3 separate regions of the Homo sapiens genome follow, and regions 2 and 3 are each linked to region 1. Evidence: read pairs that join two places in POLR2A ChIA-PET (ENCODE). Cell type or tissue: GM12878. All regions are shown on one strand. Region 1 has its middle 14 kb from the start of RHBDF2. Region 2 overlaps MFSD11 (major facilitator superfamily domain containing 11). Region 3 overlaps MXRA7 (matrix remodeling associated 7).

Region 1 (4,000 bases):
CCAGATTTAGGGTGAGCCCTAAATCCAGTGACACGTGTCCTTAGAAGAGAAACACAGAGAGAGACTTGAGACAAGAGCAACACAGAGAGAAGGCCACGTGACCGCAGAGGCAGAGGCTGGAGTGACGCTGGCCTGGCCCAAGAACTCCTGGGGCCACCAAAGGCTGACAGAGGTGAGGAAGGATCCTTCCCAGAGGCTTCAGAGGGAGTGTGGCCCCGGCCCCCACCTTGACTTGAGACCTGTGGCCTCCAGCACCCTAAGAGAATCGATCTCTGCTGTTTTTTGTTTTTTGCTTTTTTTTTTTTTTTTGAGATGGAGTCTTGCTCTGTCGCCCAGGCTGCAGTGCAGTGGGATAATCTCAGCTCACTGCAACCTCTGCCTCTCGGGTTCAAGCAATTCTCCTGCCTCAGCCTCCCAAGTAGCTGAGATTACAGGCACCCATCACCACACACAGCTAATTTTTGTATTTTTAGTAGAGATGGGGTTTTGCCATGTTGGGCAGGCTGGTCTCAAACGCCTGACATCAGGTGATCCACCTGCCTCAGCCACCCAAAGTCTGGGATTACAGTCGTGAGCCACTGCGCCCGGCCGATTTCTGCTGTTTTAAGCCACCGAGTTCGTGGTCATTTGTTACAGCAGCCAGGGAAACCAACATCATGGGTGATTCCCTTTCCCTAACGGGCTTTTCTGGCCTGCACTCCTGGCTCTCCTGGAGGCAGAACCCCCAGGTCCCTGCCCTGTCATGGGGCTCCCAGCTGGTCTCTTCCTTCACTGCTTCCAGGACCTGCTAGCCAGGCAGGGGAAGGGGGCTCCTCAGCACCCCAGCCTGGCCCCCAGGTAGGAGGTCTCATCGAGCTGTCTCTGTGAGCCACCCCACTTGCTTCTTGCTCTTTGCCTCTGCCCGACTAATGTTCAGTTTCTTCCCCTGCTCTTCTAATTCATTCAGCCATATTTCCCAAGTGTGGGTTGTGGGCAGGAGGGCCGGACAGTGAGGATAGAGGGACCGGGAAAAGGGATCCTCATTGTATTTAAAATTTTGGCATTTTCTTCATCATGGATTTGGGGAGGGGGGAGGTATTTTTTGTTGTTGTTTGTTTTGTTTTTTGAGAGAGAGTCTTGCTATGTTGCCCAGGCTGGTCTCAAATTCCTGAGTTCAAGTGATCCTCCCACCTCGGCCTCCCAAGTAGCTGGGGCTATGCGTGTGAGCCACTGTACCCGGCTAATTTTGATTTTAAGAGCTACTGTTGCTGGGAGTGGTGGCTCACATCTGTAATCCCAGCACTTTGGGAGCCCAAGGTGGGTGGATCACTTGAGGTCAGGAGTTCAAGACCAGCCTGGCCAACACAGTGAAACCCCGTCTCTACTGAAAATACAAAAATTAGCTGGGCATGGTGGCGGGTGCCTGTAATCCCAGCTACTTGGGCAGCTGAGGCAGGAGAATTGCTTGAGCCTGGGAGGTGGAGGTTGCAATGAGCCAAGATCGTACCACTGCACACCAGCCTGGGTGGCAGAGCAAGACTCTGTCTCAAAAAAAAAAAAAAAAAAAAAAGAGAGAGAGATGGCCGGGCGCGGTGGCTCACACCTGTAATCCCAGCATTTTGGGAGGCTGAGGTGGGTGGATCACTGGAGGTCAGGAGTTCAAGACCAGCCTGACCAACATGGTGAAACCCCGTTTCTACTATAAATACAAAAATTAGCTGGGTGTGGTGGCTCGCCCTGTAGTCCCAGCTACTCAGGAGGCTGAGGCAGGAGAATCACTTGAACCTGGGAGGCAGAGTGCAGTGAGCTGAGATCATGCCACTGCACACCAGCCTGGGCTATAGAGTGAGACTCTGTCTCACACACACACACACAAAAAGAAGGCGAGAAGGGGAGCCGGGGGAGAAATGAGCCTGGAAAGATGGCCCGGGCCAAATCAGGCGGGCTGGGGAGCCAGGCCAGGACTCTGCTTTCTGTTTGGCTGTGACTTCAGTAAGCTAGGGCAGGGTTTTGATGGGCCAGGGAGGAGTCCACGCGATCTGATTCACACGATAAAAGCATTTCCTGGGCCCTGAGTGGAGACCACAACGTGGGAGGGCAGAGCGGAGGCCGACGACTGGGAGGAGGCTTTGCAGTCGCCGGGCGAGACGATGGCTTTCTTTCCTGGCTCATTTCACACTAAACTGGGGACCAGCCAGAAAGCCTTGGGAACTTGTCAGACCCACATACGCTGCCACTGAGTCAACTGCTACTATCATCCCTGTGTGACCTGAACCGAAACCCACTCACTTGCGAAACTGCTGGAGGCTTCTTCACTAAAACCCATATGCATGCTAAGATCCTGGCGTAACATAAAATGTCATGTGCGTGTGCCGCGTAAAATGTGCGTGTGCACAGGAAAACCACTGCCAGTATTTACAGCAAAACACTCACAGTGACTCTCGGGTGGAGGGACCACAGGGGACTTTTATTGTCACAGCCCTGACTTCTGTCCTGCTTCAGACCAGACTCTCCAACCACTTCCTGGACACCTCCCTTTGTGCTTTTCTTTCCCCCTCAAATTTCCTGCAATGTTTTTTTTTTTTTTTTCGAGACAGAGTCTTGCTCTGTGACCCAGGCTGGAGTGCAGTGGTGTGATCTCGGCTCACTGCAACCTTCGCCCCTGGGTTTTTAAGTAATTCTCCTACCTCAGTCTCCTGAGTAGCTGGGATTACTGGCGCCTGCCACCACGCCCAGCTAATTTTTGTATTTTTAGTAGAGATGGGGTTTCACCATGTTGTCCAGGCTGGTCTCGAACTCCTGACCTTGTGATCCGCCCGCCTTGCCCTCCTGAAGTGCTGGGATTACAGGCCTGAGCCACCGCACCCGGCTGCCTTTGTTTTTGTTTTTGTTTTTGTTGTTGTTGTTTGAGACGGAGTCTCGCTCTGTTACCCAGGCCGGAGTGCATGGTGCGATCTCGGCTCACTGCAACCTCCGCCTCCTGGGTTCAAGCGATTCTCCTGCCTCAGCCTCCCGAGTAGCTGGGACTATAGCCACTTGCCACCATACCCAGCTAATTTTTGTATTTTTAGTAGAGACAGGGTTTCACCATATTGGCCAGGCTGGTCTCGAACCCCCGACCTCAGGTGATCCGCCCGCCTCGGCCTCCCAAAGTGCTGGGATTACAGGCGTGAGCCACTGCACCTGGTCTGTTGTTTTTTTTTTAAATTTTCTTTTTTTCACTCTCGCTGTCATCTTATACATATTGCCTTTGTAATCATATAGAATCCCCAGGAATGCTACTTCAAAAACTATGTATAAGGCCAGGTACCGTGGTGTATGTACACCTGTAGTCTCAGCTACTCAGGAGGCTGAGGTGGGAGGATGGCTGAGCCCTGGAGGTCAAGGCTGCAGTGAGCTCTGATTGCACCACTGCACTCCAGCCTGGGCGACAGAGTGAGAACCTGTCTCTAAAACAAAAACAAAAACAAAAAAAAAAAACTTTGTTAAAGAATTTTTTGGCCAGGCGCGCTGGCTTATGCCTGTAATCCCAGCACTTCGGGAAGTTAAGTCGGGCAGATCACAAGGTCAGGAGTTCGAGAACAGCCTGGCCAACATGGTGAAACCCCATCTCTACTAAAAATACAAAAATTAGCCGGGCGTGGTGGCTGGTGCCTGTAATCCCAGCTACTCGGGAGGCTGAGGCAGGAGAATCGCTTGAACCTGGGAGGCGGAGGTTGCAGTGAGCCTAAATTGTGCCACTGTACTCCAGCCTAGGCTACAGAGCCAGACTCTGTCTCAGGAAAAAAAAAGGTTTTTGTTTGTTTGTTTGTTTGTTTTTTGTTTTTTTAAGATGGGGTCTCTCTGTGTCGCCCAAGCTGGACAGCAGTGTTTAATTTTTTTTTTTTTTTTAAGATGGGGTCTTGCTCTGTCACCCAGGCTGGAGTAGAGTGGCACGATCATGACTCACTGTAGCCTCGACCTCTTGGGCTCAGGAGATCCTCCCACCTCAGCCTCCTGAGTAGCTGAGACTACCGGTGCA
Region 2 (4,000 bases), 230 kb after region 1:
CTTGACAAGGCTTAACAAATGCAAATGTTACATTTTAAAGAGTTGTATATTAAGAAACTAGTGTGTAAGTGAATGATTTTTCAGGAAAGTATGCTAAAGAAAGTATTTGATTAGATGCAGATAACTAAATCATGGATTTTTAGAAACAGATTCTTTAAAATTTAGCTTAAGCTTATTTCCAGGGAGTCATTTCCAGAGTTGCAATAAATCACATGTTTCAAAGTGAGTCAATTCTTCTTTGAAGGGTGCCTCTGAATCAGGTTACTGTCACATGGAAGGAGACTGAATTCCATCTGGGGCAGTTAAGTTTATCAGAGTCCAGATGAAGCTGATACTTTTAAATGACCCAGGACAGGTAGATACTTTAAAAATGATGTCCTTCTCTCTCCCTCTCTTACAACAAATAATGGGAATAATTATTTTTAAAAAACTATAAATATTAAAATAATTACCCAACATCCTATCCTCCCTTTTCTTCCCCCAGCTTGTTCTTTGGAAATCTCTACATATATTTTGCCTGGCAAGGGAAAACTCAGATATCAGGTTTGTTTTATTCGCGTTGCTTTATTCAGATATGTTCAAAGCATAATAGGAGTTATATAGAAATACCCATTATTGCTTTATTCAAGCATCGTTCTCATGAACCCCGACACCTCAAGTTCTCGCAGATTTTAGCTTTTAGTAAGACTTTTCCTTGGTTTATATTATTATTATTATTTTGAGATGGAGTTTCACTCTTGTTACCCAGGCTGGAATGCAATGGTGCCATCTTGGCTCACCGCAACCTCCGCCTCCCGGGTTCAAACAGTTCTCCTGCTTCAGCCTCCCAAGTAGCTGGGATTACAGGCCTGCACCACCACGCCCAGCTAATTTTGTATTTTTAGTAGAGATGGGTTTCTCCATGTTGTTCAGGCTGGTCTCAAACTCCTGACCTCAGGTGATCCGCCCTCCTCAGCCTCCCAAATTGGTGGTATTACAGGCCTGAGCCATCCCTCCCAGCCTGGTTTCTATTACTAAACTAGGATTATAGTTTATGACTATGCTTTAAGGGGCTTCTCAGGGTCTAAGGGAAGGTTATGCTGTGCACGAGCTTACGAGAATACTGCGCACGAGTATGTGGTTCTCAGAAGACTTCTGAATGCTCAGTTGTTTTCTCTGGACCCTTCTTTGATTAAAAGAAGGCGATTAAGCCCTTGTGCTGTTTTTCTTTGGCTTATTCATATTTCTCTAACTGAAAGACAAAGGTGAAGGTATCCTATTTGTCTCCTTTTCCTAGGTTTTTACTGATGCATTAAAGTAAAAATGTAACGAGGAAGTGTGTTGACAGTTGTAAGCAGCCCTTGTACCGTGATACTAATTCTGGAATTGTTTGGTCGATACTATCTTGTTTCTTCTTTTTTCTCCGTAGAGAGTGACCGAAGAACAGTGTTTATTGCCCTAACGGTGATTAGCCTTGTGGGGACAGTTCTATTCTTTCTCATTCGGAAACCAGATTCTGAAAATGTCCTAGGAGAAGATGAGTCTTCTGATGACCAGGACATGGAAGTCAACGAGTAAGATGTTGGAAACATTCTATTTTATTTTAAAATAGATTTTGAGTAGATCTAGTCTAGAGATTACCAACCCGTTTAGCCCTAACTGATGTCCAGTACTCTCTGTAGGTTACCACAGGCAAGAAAAGGAAGAAAATAAAGGAGGAGCTGCGAGGGAGGAAGAAAAAAAAGGTCACCAGAGGAAGGGAGGTGGTGAAAAGGTGCACAGGGAAGTTGAGTCTGTTCCTGGCCTTGCCACTGATGTGTGTGACCCTGGACAGTGGCAGCAATTCCTTTCATGTCTCCAGGCCTCAGCTTTCTCACTCAATCCATATGTTTCCATGGGCAAGGAAATAGAAGGCAGTGTTGACCTTGGTTACTGTTTCTGTGATCCAGCTCTAAAGCTTTCCTGTTCTTGTGGTGTGAGTGAGTGGCAGGGCCAGTGATGGTTGTCACAGATGAACCTTGGTTATCACTAGGCTCTTGCTTATGGTGTCCGGCTCTTGCACTAACTTACATAGGCGGTTTTCCCCAGAGTGGTCCAAATAGGGGAATGAGTATACAACCCTGTGTTTTGTAAAAATTGTAAATTACCTAAGCACATTTCAGTTTCAGGTGACACTATTTAAGCATGACAGGCTAGTGATCTGCAGTATCATTTAGATTTGAGGAAGGAGAGATGAGAAATTAATCTCTGCCACCCTTGTTTTGCTTTGTTTGTGATACATTGTGAAGATTGCCTTATAGCATTTTATATATTGTTAAAACTTTCGCATTGAGCATCCCATGCTGACTTTGTAATCCAGAAAGGGCCTAAAATTGTCCAGTCATAGGAGCATTAGATGCTCCAGATTTGCAGTAAGTTTGTGTAAAGCAGAAGCAAGGCAGCGCTTTGGTCTGGATATGCTGCCATGCCCTGCTTTCTTGCTCTTTATTGTGCTTCACAGACACTGGGTTTTTTACAAATTGAAGGCTTGTGGCAACCCTGCATCGAGTAAGTCTTTCTCTCCATACCACTTTTCCAACAGCGTGTGGTCACTTTGTGTCTCTCTGTCACATTTTGGTAATTCTCACAATACTTCAAACATTTCATTCTTATGACATCTGTTATAAGATGTGATCGGTAATCTTTGATGTTACTATTGCAATTGTTTTGGGGCACCACAAACCAGATCCATATAAGGTGGTGAACTTAATTGATAAATGTTGTGTGTGTTCTGACTGTTCCACTGCAGGCCATCCCCCATCTCCCTCCCTCTTCTCCTGAGACACAGCAATATTGAAATTAGGCCAGTTAATGACCCTACAATAGCCTCTATGTGTTAAAGTGAAAGGAAGACATGCATGTCTCTCACTTTATTATTTACTTATTTATTTATTTATTTATTTATTTATTTTTTGAGACGGAGTCTCGCTCTGTCACCCAAGCTGGAGTGCAGTGGCATGATCTCGGCTCACTGCAGCCTCTGCCTCAGCCTCCCAAGTAGCTGGGATTACAGGCATGCACCACCACACCCGGCTAATGACTAATCAAGAAATGACTAAGCTTAGCAAGGAAGACATGTAGAAAGCTGAGACAGGCTGAAAGCTATGCCTCTTGTGCCAAACAGCCAAGTTGTGAATGCAAAGGAAAAGTTTTTGAAGGGACTCAAAAGAGCTACTCCAGGGAACACACGAATGATAAGAAAGTGAAACAGCCTTATTGCTGATACGGAGAAAGTTTTAGTGGTCTGGATAGAAGATCAACCCAGCCACAACATTCTCTGAAGCCTAATCCAGAGCAAGTCCCTCTCTTCAATTCTGTGAAGGCTGAGAGACGTGAGGAATCTTTAGAAGAAAAATTTGAAGCTAGCAGAGGTTGGTTCGTGAGGATCAAGGAAAGAAACCATCTCCATGACATAAAAGTGCAAGGTGAAACAGCAAGTGCTGCTGGAGAAGCTGCAGCAAGTTATCCAGAAGATCTGGCCATTATAATTGACAAACGTAGCTGCACTAAACAACAGGTTTTCAATGTAGACCAAACAGTCTTACATTAAAAGATGCCATCTAGGAATTTTATAGCTAGAGAGAAGTTAATGCCGGGCTTTAAACCTTCAAAGAACAGGCCGACTCTTGTTAGGGGATAATGCAGCTAATGACTTGAAGTTGAAGCCAGTGCTCATTTACCATTCCAGAAACCCTATGACCCTTAAGAATCATGCTTAATCTACTCTGCCTGGGCTCTAGAAATGCAGTGACAAAGCCTGGATGGTAGCACATTTGTTTACGGCATGGCTTATTGACTATTTTAAGCCCACTGTTGAGACCTACTGCTCAGAAGAAAAGGTTCCTCTCAAAATATTACTGCTTATTGACAATGTACCTGATCAGCCAAGTGCTTTGTTGGAGGTGTACAAGGAGATGAATGTTGTTTTCATGCCTTCTAACAACATGTGTTCTGCAGCCCCTGGATCAAGGAGTAATTTCCA
Region 3 (4,000 bases), 180 kb after region 1:
TAGCTGGGCATGGTGGCAGGCACCTGTAATCCCAGCTACTTGGGAGGCTGAGTCAGGAGAATCGCTTGAACCCGGGAGGTGGGGGTTGCAGTGAGCCAAGATCAAGCCATTGCACTCCAGCCTGGGCAACAAGAGCGAAACTCCGTCTCAAAAACAAAACAAAACAAAATAAAACAATAAAACCACCAGTGTTGACTGCATTTTGCCCTGATTTTATAAAAGTGTGGACACAACAGAAAAGTGAAAGTGCTGACTCCAGTAGTAAGAAGTGCCGGTTTCAGACACAGTGCAATGGAGACAAAGACACAAACCCTTCTGCAAGGGGTGGCTCTTTAGCTTCAGGTGTGTGTGTGTGTGTGTGTGTGTGCAACGGGATGGGAAGGGATAAAGCAAAACCTTGTGCGAAATACCAGAGCTCCATCGTCTAAGGCTGTGCTCAACAGAGAGCTGGCACTAAGGATTTTACCTTCGTGCCTCCCTCATAGCACGCCCATCTTTCCTTCCGCTTTGGCACAATCAAATTTGCAGCTATGTTTTCAGGAGTGTGCACGGTGGGGGCCTGGAGGAAAGGGAGCTCAGCTGTGTCTGCAGGGAGCAAAGAAGGCCTCAGAGTGGATGAGAAAGCCACGCTGGGTCCGAGATGGGCTTGCCAGGCAGATGTAGAGAGAAGGGCATCTGGGCAGAGTGCACAGCCCATGTAAAGGCATGGAGGCACGGAACACCTCGGCTCTTCCAGTGGCTCTACAGACTTGGGTATGATTGCAGGGTGGGTGTGACACAGTCAGAAATAGTGTGCAGAGGCTGGGTGTTGTGGCTTATGCCTGTAATCCCAGCACTTTGGGAGGTTAAGGCAGGTGGATCATTTGAGGCCAGGAGTTCAAGACCAGCTTGGCCAACACGGTGAGACCCCCTCTCTACTAAAAAAATACAAAAATTAGCTAGGTGTGGTGGCGGGTGCCTGTAATCCCAGCTACTTGGGAGGCTGAGGGAGGAGAATCTCTTGAACCCAGGAGGCGGAGGTTGCAGTAAGCCGAGATCGCACCACTGCACTCCAGCCTGGGTGACAGAGCGTGACTCTATCTCAAAAAGAAAAAAAGAAAGAAAGAAACAGTGTGCAGAAATGCAGGGTCTGCAACCACAGAGATCATATACAGGACACTAAAGCGTTTGGTTTCATTCCTCAGGAAGTGAGAAGCCACCTGAAACTTTCAAACAGGGATAAACAAGGCTGGGCGCGGTGGCTCACACCTGTAATGCCAGTACTTTGGGAGGCCATGGTGGGAGGGCTGCTTGATGCCAGGGGTTTGAGACCAACCTGGGCAATGAAGTGAGACCCCCATCTCTATAAAAAATTAACAAATTAGCCGGGGGTGGTGGCATGTGCTTGTAGCCCCAGATACTTCGGAGGCTGAGGTGGGAGGATCGCTTGAGTCCAGGAGTTTGAGGCTGCAGTGAGCTATGATGATGTTACTGTACTCCAACTGAGTGACAGTGGGAGACCCTGCCTCTAAAAAAATAAATAAAAATAAAAAATAAACAGGTGTCAATACAAATTTTTTAAACGAAAAAAATAAACACGGACAAACAGAGTGAGAGCTGCACTTGGGAGGCTGAGGTGGGAGGATTGCAATGGGGCAAGAGAAGAGGCAGGAGGAACTATGAGAAGAGGGTACAGAGCTCAGGGGAGAGATGATAAAGGCCCAAACTGCGATGCTAAAGGCACCTGGCCTTCAGCTCAGCGTTGAATGAATCCGTGAAGGTGCGGCCAGCCAAAGGCAATCTCTCCAGGGTCTCATGGTCTGAGTCCTCCCCACCATCAGGCAGCTGTGCCATGGTGGGTGCGACCAGGATCATTTCCTGGAGGCGGCACGAACCCAACAGAGTACGCAGCTGATTCTTCCTGAGGTCTCAAAGGAAACGGAACAGAGCAGCTGCTCGAGCGCTGACTCAAACCTCACCCAAGGCCATCATCACCGCGGAGTTCCTGTCCATGCCCTTGGTCCCAGGAGTGTTCAGGCTACTCGGCTCATGGGCTGAACTGTGTTCCACGCCCCAATTCATATGCTGAAGCCTTGGCCCCAACTACCTCTCAGCCTGACTCTATTTGGAAACAGGGCCTTTAAAGAGGTGATTAAGTTAAAATGAAGCCATTAGGGTGGGCCCTAACCCAAGGACTGCTGTCCTTATAAGAGGAAACTCGGACACACACAGAGACATGAGAGTTGTGAGTGCACAGAGGAAAGACCATGTGAGGAGGCGGAGAAGGCGGCCAACTGCAAGCCAGCGAGACAGGGCTTAGGAGGACCCGAACCTGCGGACACCCTGAACTTGGCCCTCCAGTCTGCAGAACTCTGGGAAAAGAAACGTCTGTTGCTGAAGGTGCCCGGTCTGTGGTGTTTTGTTATAGCAGCCCTGGCAAATGAATACATCATGTTTCTGATGAAAGTCAATCAATTTCATGGAAACAGTGAATTGAGACAGGCAGCTGGCGTCACCCTGGCTGGTCCCCAGGGCAGGCTGGGCTGAGCCCAAGCTCCATCACTTCACTGATCAGAGTCTCAGCATTTTATGACTGAATAGAGACCACATTTTAATGTCATGTTCTGGGATAATTTTCTAATTCAGCTTTTCCCTCCAATGGAGGAGGTGGAGGCGGGAGGGGGAAGGCAAACGGGACGTGCCTCCTGACAGCCTCCCCAGTGCTAGGAGCCTAGGACCAGGGTGCCCCGGAGGCCAAGCTGAGGGGCCCGGCCAGGCTGCAGTAGCTGGGAGACACAGTGAACCAAGCTCACGCCCTGCAGGCTGCACGCTGCCATTTATGGCTGCCCTGGCTGATTCAAGCTAATTCAAGCGTGATGCAAAGTGCTGAAGTCGGGAGAGGGAGAGAGGGGAGGGGAGAGAAGAGAGGGATAGATAAGGCGGGGGGAGGGGAGAGAGAGAGAACACTAACAGAGGGAGAGAGAGTGATAGAGACAGATTTCTGCCTGCGTGTCTGCTGCCCAAGGAGATGGTTCTGCTGTGGGGCAGTGCAAAGAAGGTCTCTTGTGGCCCTGTGGCCACCAGAGCTGCCGCATGCTGTGACTGCACCAATCCCACTGGCTAATCCAGAATGACTTTAGAGGACAGCGGCTCCAGGAGGCAGGCCGTTCCTAACTCCCAAGGGGACACCTGTCCCTCCCCTGCCTGCAGCAGGCAAGGATGGAGATAACAGGAAGGCGACAAGGGGCCTGCCCAGGCCCCCCAACCCCAGAATGGGCCGGGCCCAGGGCTGCCTCCACAGTGCCTGACAATGCTCTCACTCCTTCCAGAAGGACTCCATTAGCCAATCAGCTGCTCATCTTTTGCAATGGGCGGGGGGGGAGCAGCAAAGCCCAGCTGGCGCCAGCTCCGGGGGCTTGGTGGTGGGCAGGGAGGGCAGGCTGGGGCAGGGGTCACCTCTGTTCCTCCATACCCGGCAAAACAACTCAGCCATCTCCCCCTCCAAACTACAGCTCCAGGCTGGGGACACGCAGGCTCCACTCTCTAAATCCGTATTTGCAACTGGATGAGGCATGTCCCAGGAACTTCTGTCCAGAACCTAGTAACCCAAGTCTCAAACTGTCCCCCTCTCACTTGTCCAGTTTTTCTTGGCAGCCACAGCATCTCTGACACCTTAACATGGCCTGGGAATGTTGATTCCAACCTGACTTCCTTCCTTTCTGTTTTTTTTTTTTTTTTTTTTTTTTTTTGAGATAAGAGTCTTGCTCTGTTGCCCAGGCTGGGATGCAATGGTGGGATCTCTGCTCACTGCAACCTCCGCCTCCCGGGTTCAAGAGATTCTTCTGCCTCAGCCTCCCGAGTAGCTGGAATTACATGTGCATGCCAGCATCCCCGGCTAATTTTTGTATTTTTAGTAGACAGGGTTTCACCATGTTGGCCAGGCTGGTCTTGAACTCCTGACTTCAAGTGATCCGCCCACCTCAGCCTCCCAAAGTGCTGGGATTACAGGCGTGAGTCACCG

Evidence for each region. Peaks named below come from ENCODE experiments on the same cell type or tissue, not always from the same donor. Only the 100,000 strongest peaks of a DNase experiment are listed, where the experiment ranks them.
Region 2: POLR2A ChIA-PET joins it to region 1 with 7 read pairs; 5 of 35 experiments call an interaction of 5 or more read pairs at or near these places.
Region 3: POLR2A ChIA-PET joins it to region 1 with 5 read pairs; 10 of 35 experiments call an interaction of 5 or more read pairs at or near these places.

What each region holds. Positions count from the first base shown.
Region 1 is chr17:76,513,383-76,517,382 of GRCh38, forward strand. No RefSeq gene overlaps it. Among named protein-coding and RNA genes, the nearest start is that of RHBDF2, 14 kb to the left of the region's middle. RefSeq lists an enhancer at 1-49. In GM12878, no CTCF peak of the experiment used is centred here; a DNase peak (open chromatin) is centred at 2,409; H3K27ac peaks cover 1,200 bases.
Region 2 is chr17:76,742,914-76,746,913 of GRCh38, forward strand. MFSD11 (major facilitator superfamily domain containing 11) reads left to right here. Exons shown (of 13, transcript NM_001242532.5): 6 at 485-543; 7 at 1,409-1,553. Among named protein-coding and RNA genes, the nearest start is that of MFSD11, 6.8 kb to the left of the region's middle. In GM12878, no CTCF peak of the experiment used is centred here; no DNase peak of the experiment used is centred here.
Region 3 is chr17:76,695,012-76,699,011 of GRCh38, forward strand. All of the region lies in intron 1 of MXRA7 (matrix remodeling associated 7), which reads right to left. Among named protein-coding and RNA genes, the nearest start is that of MXRA7, 14 kb to the right of the region's middle. RefSeq lists enhancers at 2,142-2,695, 2,696-3,249, 3,250-3,802. In GM12878, no CTCF peak of the experiment used is centred here; a DNase peak (open chromatin) is centred at 1,960.